Regions from separate parts of the Homo sapiens genome. Here region 1 is linked to region 2. A link is a contact called in ENCODE Hi-C or POLR2A ChIA-PET data. All regions are on one chromosome and are shown on one strand. The core of a region is the stretch at or near the end of the contact, and the rest is flanking DNA. Distances in the headings are between cores, read along the strand shown.

What was found. A loop is a pair of places that touch in the nucleus more often than their neighbours do. ChIA-PET counts read pairs that join two places held with the same protein, here RNA polymerase II (POLR2A). Pooled maps may share reads with other maps.
Region 1: a loop to region 2 is called in a pooled map, with 3 times the contacts of the local background. The contact joins the promoter of SMARCE1 here to the promoter of GJD3-AS1 in region 2. A Hi-C loop is called at or near these places in 5 of 50 pooled maps. POLR2A ChIA-PET finds 5 or more read pairs at or near these places in 5 of 52 experiments (IMR-90, activated CD4-positive, alpha-beta T cell, activated CD8-positive, alpha-beta T cell and 1 more).

Annotation. Positions count from the first base shown.
Region 1 is chr17:40,644,821-40,652,161 of GRCh38, forward strand. SMARCE1 (SWI/SNF related BAF chromatin remodeling complex subunit E1) reads right to left here and starts at 2,998. Exons shown (of 11, transcript NM_003079.5): 1 at 2,953-2,998; 2 at 976-1,027; 3 at 756-799. The coding sequence starts at 982. RefSeq lists a silencer at 3,237-3,531.
Region 2 is chr17:40,360,966-40,368,051 of GRCh38, forward strand. GJD3-AS1 (GJD3 antisense RNA 1) reads left to right here and starts at 1,880. Exons shown (of 1, transcript NR_186704.1): 1 at 1,880-4,470. GJD3 (gap junction protein delta 3) reads right to left here and starts at 3,772. Exons shown (of 1, transcript NM_152219.4): 1 at 1-3,772. The coding sequence starts at 2,850. The coding sequence ends at 1,966. It also overlaps the pseudogene PPIAP54. RefSeq lists an enhancer at 1,692-1,986 and silencers at 1,814-1,883, 2,004-2,083, 2,114-2,223.

The DNA of each region.
Region 1 (7,341 bases), core at 1,748-4,247, 280 kb after region 2:
TGGTCATGCTAACAGTGTTTTTTTAAAAACAAACAAAACCCCCCCTCCCAAAAAACCAACAAGGAAGCCATTTCAGCAAGACCTGAACAGTTACTGCTAAATCTGTTTTGTGGGTTGGAAAATTATTTTACATGCTGACCAAGCTGGGCCAGAGCTTCCTGGGTGAAAAAACACGTTCACAACTACTTAAAACATATATACTTCCAAACCAATAAAATATAATTTATGGAGTGGAATAAGATTCAATAGCAAGATCTGCCCCATAGATAATGAAATCTTTACTTGAACAGCTTGAAAATATTTACAATGAGTAGTTTCAGAAGCTTTATTGTTTAATATGAAAATTTTAGAGAGAGACAAGAAAGGAGAGAAAAACATAACCAGTTGAAGGTTAGGTTTAACAAAATAGCCAGAATGAGCATTCACTCAGTAACAACTTAAAGACTCTTAATAGTGAAGATTAATAAGAAAGAAATGGTAAAACTTTCACTTATTTCCCATTTACAAAGAAAAAACAAAACAAACTGAGCACAGGAGGTTGGAGTTTTACAGTACTGTTTCTTTAAATGTTGGGGTTGGTTCAAGGAAAGATGCAAATAATTATTTTATTTAGTAGGAAGTGCTTTTTTTTTTTTCTTTTAAGCTGAATTTCATCCTGTTGCTGTGATGATTGAGTGACTGTCACTGGAAGACATCTGGGTTTTTGTATCAAGGCCAGAGTTGGCTATTACATTAACAAGAAAATTAAAACTTACTGTTGCAGGAGCTGGGGTGGGAGGTGGGGCATAAGATGGTCTTTCTGTTTGAAAGAAAATAAATAACTTCTTGTAAACAACTGAGATATAATACTATGCAACAAAACTACCAATGGTCCTGTTTTGAAGAAAAAAAAATGAGAGTATTTTGGAATTCCCACTTGCTAGGGCATTAGTCTCTTATTAACATAGATTGATAAATATAAAAATTGAAACTTACTTGACATTTTGGAAGATTAAGTTCTCAGTTCCTTAAGAATGAATCTGAGACACTAAAATAAAAAAAAAAGGAAAAAAAAAAGAGAATCAAAACTCAGCAAGCATACGAGAATGTTTTCCTAATGAATAGGGTAATTTAATTGGTATTTCTGAGTAAAATTACTTCACCTTAATTCCTAGTAATTAAGCCTTTTGTGTATTTTAACTAGTTCTTATAGGTCATTTGGTTGATTAGAATTAAATGACTAAAATAAAGTACTGGGGATATTTAGAAATGTACTTTCAGGTTTTTTCTTGTGATACTAAGCTACCTCTTGTATGGAAAACATTTTGCTGACGCCATGTAAACATTTCATCAGACTGATACAAGGATGAGAATAGAAAGTGATGTATTATCAGGGTCCAACGCAACAAGGCCTACCAGATACTGACAGCTCCCTGATCAGCAACTGTATCATGCTTTTGGGATAACAATTTTTATTAAAATTAGGCAGCATTTTATTCCTGGAAGCAGTGCAAAAGGTAATTGGTATGACAATGAACTTCACATTCTCTTATAATGGTAAATAGCTTCATAAATGCTGGGAATAAATTTTGAGAGTCTACCTGAAAAACTTTTATTCATCATTCACAGCCCATTTCAAAATTTTTCTCCTCAAGGGAACTTTCTTGATACATTACCTGGGCAGAATTAACTGCTCCCCCATCTGTATTCCTATACAGTTTACACAGATCTATATTATTATAACTTTTTTTTAACTTATCAATATGGCTAGATTGTATGCTACTTGGAAAGAGGGACCATGTCAGGACCTAGCTCAATTCTTAGGAAATTTTTTCCTAGTATTACCAGCTCACAACATAACCAGGCACATGTGAGCTTGTTCTTTACATCAACATACATCACAAATAGTGAGGTACAAAAAGACAAAAATTCATCTTTGGAAAGAAGGCAAATAAACTTCTATGACTATTGGAGGTATTTGCAACCAAACATGTGGAATAGATCTGATTTTTCGCTTCTATTATTAATTTTAAGGAAATTCCCTGGAGCATAAGGAATGAGTCCTGGTGTGGAAAGAAACAGCTCATTTTCTCAATGGTCCAACCTGAGTCTTTCCCTCTTAAAGAACAGCCAGAAACCTTTGACTCTGGTGTAGATTTCCTTTCTGCTCACATTAAGGGAGCTGTCAACATCCAGCAGGCCTCGCTGCAGGGGACCCTGACAACTAACATAAGCTCCCTGTACGTTATACTTCATTGTTAATACTTTAAAATTATTGCTCTCTTTTGCTAGAATACAAAATTTAAGAGTGGGCTTGTACATTTGTCCACCGTTGGATCCATCTTTGGTGCCTGGCATAAAAATAAATACCCGATAAATATTTGTTCAAGAAATACTTTATACGGGGTACGCTTATGACACTATTTCGCTTAACACTCACAAGTACTTTATATGTACAGCTATCCCCATTTTACAGATGAAACAAGGGAGTCTCGGAAAGTTTAAACAACTTGTCTGAAGCCATATGCAGCCAGGAAGTGCCAAAGTTGGGTTTCAAACCCAGGCCAAACTATTTCAGAGCTCTGCTCGTCCTCAAGTCGCTGCCTGAACCAATGGGGGAACCTTCTGCCCGGGTGGGGGGTGAACCACGGACCTGCCTTGCCCACGGCTTCCTGAGGTCGCTCTCTTTGTCTTGGAGAATGTACTTTACTAGCAACTCCCCTAAAACGGGGTATTCACAGGTGCTTTGACCAATTTCGGGGGACTGGCCTTGCCTCCAAGGAGGGGGCCCCAGATGGGACTCCCTCCCAACCCTCGCTCTGCTAGGCCTCAAGGAGGCCTCAACCGGCTCCTGGCTCTGGCCCCACGGCCAAGGCTGAACCCCAGCAACCCCCGGGAACTCGGGGTCTAGCCAAGCGGGGACACCACGACTTGCACCCACCGACCCGGTCCGTCCCACTTGGAAACACTCACCCGCGGGCAGAAAAAGCGCCCGCAGCTCCGGCTTCGCTTCCCTTTGTCCCGCGCTCGCCCCGCCCCTCGCGTCCGGAGCTTCCGCACTCGCACTTTCCACACTCTTCTTAATTTTTTTTTTTTTCCGGGCCCCACCCGACCCTCTTTAGAAAAACTAACCTTCTAGTGAAGATGCGGTGATGCTTAGCACACTCAGGGATTTTTTTCAGGACCCATTGGATCCTCAAAACTCCCCGAATTTTGATACTTTCCCAGCCGGGCGCTGATTCGTCACGGCGAAGAGGGCCGAGGAGGCCCGACCTAACACAGAATAGGCCTGGGTTTAGCGGCTGTGAGGAGCCGGAGCCGCCGCAGCGACCGAGGAAGTGGCGGGAGGTGCCGAGCCTTGCGGAGGGGCGGTGGGGGCCGCGGTGGGAGACGGCGGATGGCGCTCAGCGCGAGGCCGCGGAACCACTGTGGCAGCAAGCAGTTCGGCCAGACTCCCGCTGAGCCCGCTCCTGGAGGGGCCCTCCCCGACTCCGGTCTTGCTTTCCTTTAGGCTGTGGGTCAGAGTCTACACTTCACTAAACCTGGGATGGAGGCGTGGAGGACTTGCTTCGCGGCGTTTGCGTCCTCGCAGGCGCCTCGCAGGGCTTCCTGCCCTCACGGCGGGGGAGTAGCTTTGGCGAAAATCAGCACGAGTTCTGCAGTTTTTCCAAGCGCTTTTAGGGTGTAATCGTCCCAGGTTTCTAAGCCAAGGCCCGGAGAGTTGACCCCCTCGCAACAGCTTGTGTGTCCTTGCAGCGCCGCGGGTGCCACCTGGTCTCCGCCTCAGCGCTGCCTCGGCTCCTTCGGTTCCCACCAGCGGGAACGACCGTCCCCACTTTCAGCTTAAACTCATCTGTCCTTCTGGATCCAGCTCAGAGGTCTCTTTGTGATGCCCTCCTGGAACTTCCCCCCTAGTAATCCTTCCTTTGTATTCCCGTGGCTCTTTGATAATAATGGTTGGAGTCCTGAACCCGACCCTTTGTATCGGACCGTGTTTGTCATCTCCAGTGCTTTATGAAGGCCTTGAAAGCAAGGTTCAGCCGTCTGTATTGGTCATCTTCCCATTGCCAGTGCCTACGAAGGGCTTGACCCATTCATTGTTAGACGCTCAGTAAGTGTGTATTGAGGCAGCCCTCTGTGCCACTCCAGGGCTCTTTCCACTAAATCATGAGTATGTTGGTTTACCAGATGGAATGAGTAGCCTCTTCTTTGGATACATAAACACCCGATGGATATTGTGGGTCACTGTGGAGGGAGAATGAACGTATGGGATCCCTGACCTGTGGTTACTGGAAAACAGTTGACATTTAGAGAGAGGCTGAATTCTTGGGCTTCCCGTAGCCCCCATCCTGAGTGTGCCAACAGGGACTAGAAGCATCTCTAGTCTGCAAAGCGAGGAACAAGTGATACTCTGTCCAATTTTTCCAATATTGTTATACTCATGAATAGAGATTAATGAAATTGAAGAGCATATTCAAGAGAAAGACTAAAGGAGAAGTCGTCTGCCCCGTGGACAGGCAGCTTGAGTGGTGCTTGAGAAAATGTACATGAAATTGCTTGTTAAAAAATATTCACGCCTGTAATCCCAGCTCTTTTGGGAGGCCGAGGCGGGCAGATTACTAGGTCAGGAGATCGAGACCATCCTGGCTAACACGGTGAAACCCCGTCCCTACTAAAAATACAAAAACAAAATTAGCCGGGCGTGGCGGCGGGCGCCTGTGGTCCCAGCTATTGGGGAGGCTGAGGCAGGAGAATGGCGTGAACCCGGGAGGCGGAGCTTGCAGTGAACGGAGATGGCGCCACTGCACTCCAGCCTGGGCGAGAGAGCGAGACTCTGTCTCAAAAAAAAAAAAATTATATATATATATATGTATATATCCATCAGAGACATGTAAAGGATTAAAGTACGATACACAAAGGCCTCAGAAGGGATTTCAGTACATTCTTTTTCTGGCTTCGTCCAGCAACTCCAGCCTGGTTTCTTCCCTGCCTTTGGGATTATGGTGGGAGGATTGGGCGAGTGCAGTGCTGGGGAGGCGCTGTGTGTTGTCTCTAGGCAGTCCTCTGAAGAAAAACTGCAGGTTTTGGATGTTAAGAATAAAGCACCCTATAGTAGGAAAGGGGTGGCCCAAAAACGGCAAAAAGGGAAAGGAGGGGACCTAAGTGGAGCAGTGACATTGTCTGATACACTTTCTCACTGGGTTTCTGCTCAGATGTCACCTTCTTAGTAGGTGTTTCCTGACCTTTTTAAAATTGCATCTCATTCCCCAACCCCCGGTGTCTGTTCATGGCCTGTGCTTTACTTTTTCTGTAGCACTTGTCGCTACCTAACATACTATACTTCTTATGAATTTATTTTGTTTTGTCTTTTTCTTCTTCTTTTCTTTTTTTTTTTGAGACGGAGTTTCGCTCTTATTGCCCAGGCTGGAGTGCAATGGCGCGATCTTGGCTCACTACGACCTCCGTCTCCCGAGTTCAAGTGATTCTCCTGCCTCAGCCTCCCAAGTAGCTGGGATTACGGCATGTGCCACCACACCCTGCTAATTTTGTATTTTTAGTAGAGACGAGGTTTCACCATGTTGGTCAGGCTGGTCTTGGACTCCTGACCTCAAGTGATCCACCGCCTCGGCCTCCCAAAGTGCTGGATTACAGGCATGAGCCACCGCACCCAGCCGTCTTTTTTTTCCCATCAGGGTGGAGATTTTGACATCTGGAACAGTACACAGCACATTTAGATGCTCAATACTTGTGGAGTAAATAAATGAATGACTCATTTTCTTCGCTTGGTTCTTTCTCTACCAAAGATTTGAAAAATTAAGAAACACCAGCCTGGCAACATAGGGAGACCCCATCTCTTAAAAAAAAAATTAGCCAGGTGCGGTGGTGCACATTTGTGGTCTCAGTTATTTGGGACGCTGAGGTGGGAGGATCGCTTGAGCCTGGGAGGTCAAGGCTGCAGTGAGCCATGATCATGCCACTGCACTCCACCCTGGGTGACAGAGGCCCTTTCTAAAAAAAAAAAAAAAGAAAAGAAAGAAGGATATAGGCAAGAGATAATAGAAAAATAATCTGTTCTCTAGTCCTGAAGAAACTAAAACTGAAGAGTGAATTATCCAGCAAGATGGACTTTACTTATTATGAGTTTTTTTCCCCCAAAGCAAACACCAGAACATATGCTCTTGCCTTTAGAAGGATATTTATGGTAACTACAGGACAGATGTTTGGAGTTGTGATTATTCCCAGAAAATTTGGGATACAGCATCAATATGACTATTTAAACTAAATATAACTATAAGGGTAGTTGGGAGCACTCACGTGGGACCAGTGGTTAACCCCAGAGATAATCTTAGGCCCAATTAAGACCTAACTTAGGCCTTAGTTTTCATTCTGGCAGCAAGATCCAGAAACGTGGCCTGCTTTCCCCTCTGACACTACTCATACTTTTTTGGGGTTCTTCTTTCCCCAAGACAGGGAAGCCAAAACTAAGTAAGCTAAGGTTCTAGTCCAGGTGTCTTTGAGTTCTTTCCATTGTTCTGTGGGAAGAAACGGGTGATGGAGACAGAGTTAGGGGTAGGACTGGGAAGAAAGGAGAAAAAAGGAGAAAATAAGACAGAATAAGGAAAAACCTGAAGTCCTTGGACACCCAGTAGTCCATGAATAGGCTCTAAGTGATCTATGAACCCTTTAAAATTATACTCAATTTTTATGGGCTTTTTTCCTGATAGGTTAATTCTTTCATGAGATTTTCAAAGAGGTGCGTGACTCAAGAAAGATTATGAACCAACCACTGAGCCATGGAGTTTGTAGTATGTTCTTTTGAAGCTTTTATAATGGATTTTTTTTTTCTTAAACAAGGGAAAGCGAGAGCAAAGCTTTACTTGACCCAAATAGCCTATGAAAGTCTGATTATAGACAACATGATGAAACAAACTAATTTTCTCAGCTGTTTCTGTGAGAGCAGAAGGAGTTATGGGTATTCTGTTTTCTGTAGCTGGAAATAGTTGTGAAATATTGAAGTTTAGCAGCTTTCCAGGACAGAGTGATCCACACTGTTTTACAGAATTTAAAAAGCACGGTTTGCTTTGAGAACCCTCTATGTTGCCCTCAAAATAACCTGGAGGATTTGGGACATGAGTGTTGCCCCATGGTGTGGAAAAGGATGAACGTTGAAAACAGGGTAGAGCTGGAGAATCTGGGTTGTGGGGTCTATTATCCACTGATAATATTGGGAGTCTAGGGCACAGTAGCCAAACGAGATTGTTGCAGGCCGTTATCTGGGCTGCCTCCTGTTTTTGTAATAAACCCTTATTTGGACACAAGCACCTTCATTTATTTACGTATTGTCTTTGGTTGCTTGTGGTT
Region 2 (7,086 bases), core at 630-3,129:
TATTTACTGAGCACATACTACGTGCCATGGAAGGGGAGAGAGCAATGCCATCCTGCAGGAGAAGTGCTTTCCCTACGGAAGCGAGGGGCATCCAGCTCTGTCTTGGGGTGGGGGCTACCAGGGGAGCCCTCTCCTTGAAGGTGTCTGTTTTCTTCCCAAGTGACAACAATAGGTGGGTGGGCATTAGCTAGGGGAGGAGAAGGCTGCAGGAAGCAGCGGCTACTCTGGGCAAAGGAACAGCACGTTCAAACGCTTGGCAGCAAGCAGGTCTGGTGCTTGTTAGAAGAGAAAATTCCCTATGGTTCTGAGCACACCTGGAAGCCGGTGCTGTGGAGTCGAAGGCCTGACAGGGGCAGGGCTTCAGAAGGAAGCTTTGTGAAGGCGCTTGACTCACCCTGAGGGCAGGGGTGCTGCCCTCAGTCCCGGGTTTAAGTGGGGGGCGCTATTCAGAAACACCTCCCACTGCTGTGTGGGGCACAGGAGAGCTGAGAAAGACGCCAGGAACTCAGAAGGACAGGGTGGGGTGATGGCGGGGAACGCACAGCCTGGTAGGCAGGATGCGGTGAGGCCCGCAAGGTGCAGTCCGATGACGGCCCCTGGATTTCTCGCTTAGGTCCTGGGTGATCTTATGGAGAGCAGCCCACTGGCTGGTGAAGGGGGAGGGCAGACGGGAGGGGAGACACAGGAGGGGGATGCGCTGCATAGGCAGCAGCTCTTCGAATGCCCGCAAGTAGGAAGAAGGGGGTGGTTGGAAGGGAAGGCAGGGCCGGGAGCGCGTGTGTTTTGGGAGCTTTCTCCTGAGGACAGAAGGGACTTTCCCGTTTATAGCCTGGGGGAGCAGTAGCGGCGGGGAGGATGAAGATGGAGGAGGGAGGCATAACACACGTCTGGGTTGCCCTCTGGCCCGCCGCCCACCCCCACCCCACCTCCATGAAAGCGCCCAGCCCCCGCCTCGCCACAAGGGGTACTGTGAGGATGTTGCTCATAGGCTCCCGAGGATTGAGGCCTGCCCGGGGAAAGGGAGCCTCTCCTCCTCTTCCCTCCCTGGGCGGGGTCTCTTGGGAGGGGGGGACAGACCTCCTGTGATGCCCTGGCAGGTGGGCTGGGTTAGGGTGGTAGGGAGGGAGCCATTGTGGCTGCAGCTGGCATCGGATCCTGGCCACCCCCGCAGTGCATATCAGAGATCACACACACACGCGTGCACACACAGAGGTCACGCCGGATGTACACATGCACACATAGCGCACAAGGATGTTTCTGTGTACAGGTGTGCACACGCAGCCCACACAGAATGGACATGTGCGTGTGTGCACAATGCACTCACACAAAGCTCACAGGGATGTGAGTACACAGCTCTCAAGGGGCATATGTTTCTGTGTGCATGTGCACACAGCTCACCCGGGAGGGTTACGTGTGTCTGTGTGCACAAGTGGGCCTCACGCAGGGTGTACACATGCGCGCACATGCACAGCGCTCACACAGGGTGTACAGGTGCGCGTGCACACAGCTCACAGTGCTTATGTGTCCGTGTATGCACACTCGCAGAGAGCCCACAGGGGGACCACTCTCTCTCTGAACACAGAGAGTGCCTGAGAATGCTGGCATCACAGTTGTTTTTGTCCCCAGTAAAACAACCACTCTCCACCTTCCGCTCTGTTCTCCCCCTCGGGTCCACTCTCTCTCAGGGTCCTGGTCTCCTTCCTTTCCACCTGGGTGGTGGCATCCAGGACCTGCCTGAGTTCATTCTCCGCCCCCAGCCCGGCCTGCCCCAGGTGCCGCCGGCAGCCACTGGGAGGCAGTACGAGGCAAGTGCGATGCCGCCCGCGGGCCGTCCCCACAACGCGTCTCCTGCCGGGGCAGGTCCCGCGACAGCTCTGGTGGAAGCAGCTTCCGGCTTCTGCGGTGCGGGCGGAGGTGGCGGGGTCCGGCCCTCGCCGTCCAGTCCGCGCGAGGCGGTGCCCGCCCCTAGATGGCCAGATCTCGGCGGCCGGTGGCCGGTGACGCCTTGCCGCGGCCGCTGCCGCACTCGCGGAGGCTGGCCGGCGCCGGGTGCGCATAGGCCGGCGGGGCGCACGGCTCGGGGCCGGGGCGCCGGGAGGGCAGGGCCGGTGGCGGAGGTGGCGGCGGCGGCGGCGGGAGCAGCTTCTGCGCCTCTTCGTGTGCACGGTTGCAGCGGTTGTCACGCTCCCCGGCGCGCGGGCGGCCCTTCCAGAGCAGGTGGCCCAGCTCGGCTACGCTGAGCAGCGCCGACAGCAGCCCCACCGCGAAATAGAAGAGCACGAAGACGGTCTTCTCGGTGGGCCGGCTCACGAAGCAGTCGACCGTGTGCGGGCAGGGCGGACCGGCGCACGCGAAGTGCGGGGCCACGCGGAAGCCGTAGAGCAGCGCCTGGCCGCCCAGGAAGGTCAGCTCGGCCAGCAGGCGCAGCGCCACGCTCAGCAGGTAGCAGCGGCGCGCGCGGCGGGCGCGCAGGGCGCACGGCGCGCACTGGGCCTCGGGCAGTCCGGGGGCGCACTGCGCCGCCGCCTCAGCGCCGCCCGCCTCCTTGCCTGCCCGGTGCATGGAGTAGACGACGAACAGCACCGGGGGCGCCGAGAGCAGCAGGATGTGGAAGAGCCAGAAGCGGTAGTGGGAGACCGGGAAGGCGCGGTCGTAGCAGGTCTGGCGACAGCCCGGCTGCAGCGTGTTGCACACGAACTCCTCTTGCTCGTCCTCGAACACGGCGCCGCCCACCGTGGCCAGCACCAGGATGCGGAAGATCAGCATGACCACCAGCCAGAGGCGGCCCACGAGCGGCGACTGCAGCTGCACGGCGTCCAGCAGCGAGCCCAGGAACGCCCACTCCCCCATGGCGCTGGGGACGCGGGGCGGGGAGTCAGGGGATGGGGCAAGTCAGGGACCCCTGCCCCTTCCAAGCCTATCGGGGTGGGGTCCGTTGGACCTTCTCTGACTTCAGGGTGAGTCGTGAGGTAGGAGAGGCCCGGGTTTAGCGATGAGACCAGTATGAAACGGAGGGCCACGGGAGGGCCCGAGGGGAGCAGGCGACGCTCAGCTATGGGTTACCTTCTCTTTGGGACCGATGGGTGCTGGGGAGGATCCCCCATTTGCATTTTAGCCGCACCCCCTGAGCCGTCTCCGTTCGACCCTGGGATCCTCCAGATCCCAGATTCTTAGGAAGGACCTTGGAGATCAGCTGGACCAGCCCCTGACTTGCCTGGTTTCGGAAGCGGAAACCCAGCGGTGCCCTTAGCTGTCAAGGATGCTGTGGGAAGAGTGGAGCCTCGAACCCGAGACGCTAGACCCAATTTGGTGCCCATGGGAGGAGTGGGAGTGGCAGAGGCAGCGAGACCACTCCTTTCTTGGCCCACCATTTCTCTCACCATTTTTACTGCAGTGAACTCCTCTCAGGGTGGGGGGCTGGTACAGAGGCAACTCCGCTTTCATAACTCTCACAGGGTCCTTTGTCGGAGGTGTCCCTGCCCTCCTACCCCAGCGTGGTGGGAGTGCGACGCCAGGCTTCTCCCTCCTCCCTGGCCTCCTGTGCCTCCAGCCTCCACATCTCCTGAGATCCTCCCCACCCCACACTTACACAGGTCCCCACACGCCCCTGGTGCCCCTAAACCGCCACCCAACCCCACTCACCCTGGGGCCGGGACTGGGGTGTCAGAGCTGAGCCAGGGACCTTGGGAGGTGGCTGGGACCGGCGCCTCCTGCTCCCTCTTTCATTTTCCCTTTCGGATTTGGCCAGGATGGAGGACAGGACAGGATGGCTGAGAGGGGCTAGCGCTCCCCCTTCTCTTAAAGGAACAGGGTGACCCTGCTGGCTGGCTCCGCCCTTGGGAACAGGCACGGACCACGCCCCTTGCTGGGCTCTGTGGCCCTCACTCTTTAGCTAAATTTCCATCTGGAAATGGGGGAGGGGGGTAACCAGAGCCACATCCTTTATCGAGGAAGCTGGGGGATTCCTAGAAGCCCTTCCCAGACAGACCCTCAGTCTGGAGCCTAGATCCACTACGCACTAACCATGCCCTGTGAAGATGGTCTTCGGGGACAGAGGGAGGTTTGGTGCTGGAGTTTAAGGGGCAGCAAACATCTAACAGCTTCTGGTTCCAGCTCTGCCACCGCTCACCTTGGACAAATCATTCGGCGGTACTGAGCCAGGCTTTCCTGCCTTGTCAACAAAGGCGGCCAGTCCAGCTGACCCCCAAGTTTCCTTCCAGCTTTACATCTTTTTTGGAACGGGGTCTCTCTACATAGCCCAGGTCGATCTTGAACTCCTGGCTTCAAGTGATCCTCACACCTTAGCCTCCTGAGTAGCTGGGATTCTCTACTTCTTAATATTGAATTCCCAACCATATTACAGAGAACCAAAAAAACCCTTGTGCCTGCAAAAAAAAAAAAAAAAAAAAAAATCCCATATGGAAAACCATTAAAATATCCCAAGTGCCTGGCTTTGATAGTTAAATAAAATCTTTGGTTTCCTTCCCACTTTTCTGTTATTTCCAGCTTTACTATAATGAACATGTTATTTATTTATTTATTTTTAATTTGTTTGTTTTGAGATGGAGTCTAGCTCTGTCGCCCAGGCTGGAGTGCAGTGGCATGATCTTGGCTGAATGCAACCTCCGCCTCCCGGGTTCAAGCGATTCTCCTGCCTCAGCCTCCCCAGTAGCTGGGATTACAGGTGTGCGCCACCACGCCCGGCTAATTTTTGTATTTTTAGTAGAGGTGGGGTTTCGCCATGTTGACCAGGCTGATCTCGAACTCTTGACCTCAAACAATCCGCCTATCTCAGCCTCCCAAAGTGCCGGGATTACAGGCGTGAGCTACCACACCCGGCCTAACATGTTATTTTATTATTTATTTATTTATTTATTTATTGAGACAGAGTTTTGCTCTTGTTGCCCAGGCTGGAGTGCAGTGGTGTGATCTCAGCTCACCGCAACCTCCTCCTCCCGGGTTCAAGCGATTCTCCTGCCTCAGCCTCCTGAATAGCTGGGATTACAGGCATGTGCCACCATGCCCAGCTAATTTTGTATTTTTAATAGAGACAGGATCTCTCCATGTTGGTCAGGCTGGTCTCGAAATCCTGACCTCAGGTGATCCACCTGCCTCGGCCTCCCAAAGTGCTGGGATTACAGGCTTGAGTCACCGCGCCCGGCCTCATGTTATTTTATAATGTGAAAAATAGGACTTTTTCCCCCCAGAAGGCTCTGAATTGAGAGTTCCCTCCTACTGCCCTGGGTGGCGGGGGAAGCTGTTTTATGGAGAAGGGAGTAAGGGTGACCGACGGTGATCTGAGTGGTCAGGGAGGGGACACTCCAGGCTGAGATGTTTGGTTGTCTGCTCTGCCTTCCTAGGGGTCCGCCTGAGTGCATAGCAAAACCCGCTTCACCTATGCACCTGCTGGGCCAGTCCCCGTGTGGAACCCCGTTAGCTCCATATGCCAATGAGCTCATTCGATTCTCTGTCAATGGTGGCATGAGGGCACTATTTACACCAGGGGAAACTGAGACTCAGAGGGTCTAAGCCACTTGCCTGCTGTCGCGCAGCCGGTAAATAGCAGATCCAGGCCTATGCGAGGCCCAACTAGTTCTTGAGCCCAAGCTCTTGAGCCTTTCATGGAACTGTCCTCCATCCAGCCTGGCTGGGCTTCCCAGGTGCTGTCCCAGGGCCTGACAGTCCCCAGGAGGGGTTGCCTCTATGCCAGCCTTGTGTGGGGCTGGTGGGTGCAGGCACTGGAGGGAGGTCATGCCTGCCCCTCTGAAGAAGGGCAGCAGGACTCACCTCCTTGGTCACAGTTCCTCTCCCTATCAGCCATGGGTGCCTGTGTGGTTTTCCATATGCTGACGCAGACCCCCAGGTCCACTTTCAGGAAGGGGAAGGCACGTACCCTTCACCCACCACTCCCTCCAGCTCAGGGGCCCAGCCCCCGCAGGAAAAACTCTAGGTAAACTCCTGCTTGTGTGTGTTGGGGAACCCTCCTGCCCTCGTGCAGGCTTCCCTTGGGAGTGGGCCTGGGTGGGGGACGCTGCCCTGGAGAAAGTCCAAGGGAAAAAGCACATGCTGGAGCCCCAGATTCTGAAAACAGGATGTGGGTTGGGGGCGCTGCTGGCCTCACCCTCCCGACCTCCCTCTGCCCCTGGCAAAGCTGCTACCGGCCCCCTGCCCCCAGCCACAGGGGCTCAGGGTCACATCTCATCTCCCTTGACTGTCCAGGAATGGTCCCCACCCCGTCCTGTCCCGTGGCTCCTGCTGGGTCAGGCCATTGGCGCCACCTGGAAAAAGCCCATCAGCCCTGCGGGAATGGAAAGCAGCTGAGGCGGTGGGCCAGGGTGGGGTGGGAAGTGGAGAGCCTACAGTCACCCTGTGCTGTCTGCAGCCTGTGATGCCACAGGGCCAGACCCAGAGACTCTACAATCTCAGGCCCGGTCCTCCTTCCCTGATAGCGCCATCCAGCCTGAGAGGAGGTGTTGCTGACGCTGCCTCCATCTGGCAGCCGGTGGCCCATTCTCGGCCATGCCTAAAGACTGGGGCCGGGGGCTGGGTGCAGTGGCTCACGCCTGTAATCCCAGCACTTTGGGAGGCCGAGGCAGGCGGATCACAAGGTCAGGAGATCGAGACCATCCTGGCTAACACGGTGAAACCCCGTCTCTACTAAAAAATACAAAAAATTAGCCAGGTGTCGTGGCGGGCGCCTGTAGTCCCAGCTACTTGGGAGGCTGAGGCAGGAGAATGGCGTGAACCTGGGAGGCGGAGCTTGCAGTGAGCCGAGATGGCACCACTGCACTCCAGCCTGGGCAACAGAGCAAGACTCCATCTCAAAAAAAAAAAAAAAAAATCTGGGGCTGGGCTGAGAGGCCAATCCTGCCTCGCTCCGGTCTCTGTTCCAGACACCTCTCCCTGGCCATCGGATTGTGGGGCCACTGCTCATGTAAGACACACATAGGTGCACGTATGTGTTTGTACCCAGTAACTATCAGCCATGGTCAACCCCACCATGTTCTTCAACATCGCCGCTGGCAGTGAGCCCTTGGGCTGTGTCGCCTTCGAGCTGTTTGCAGACAAGTTTCCAAAGACAGCAGA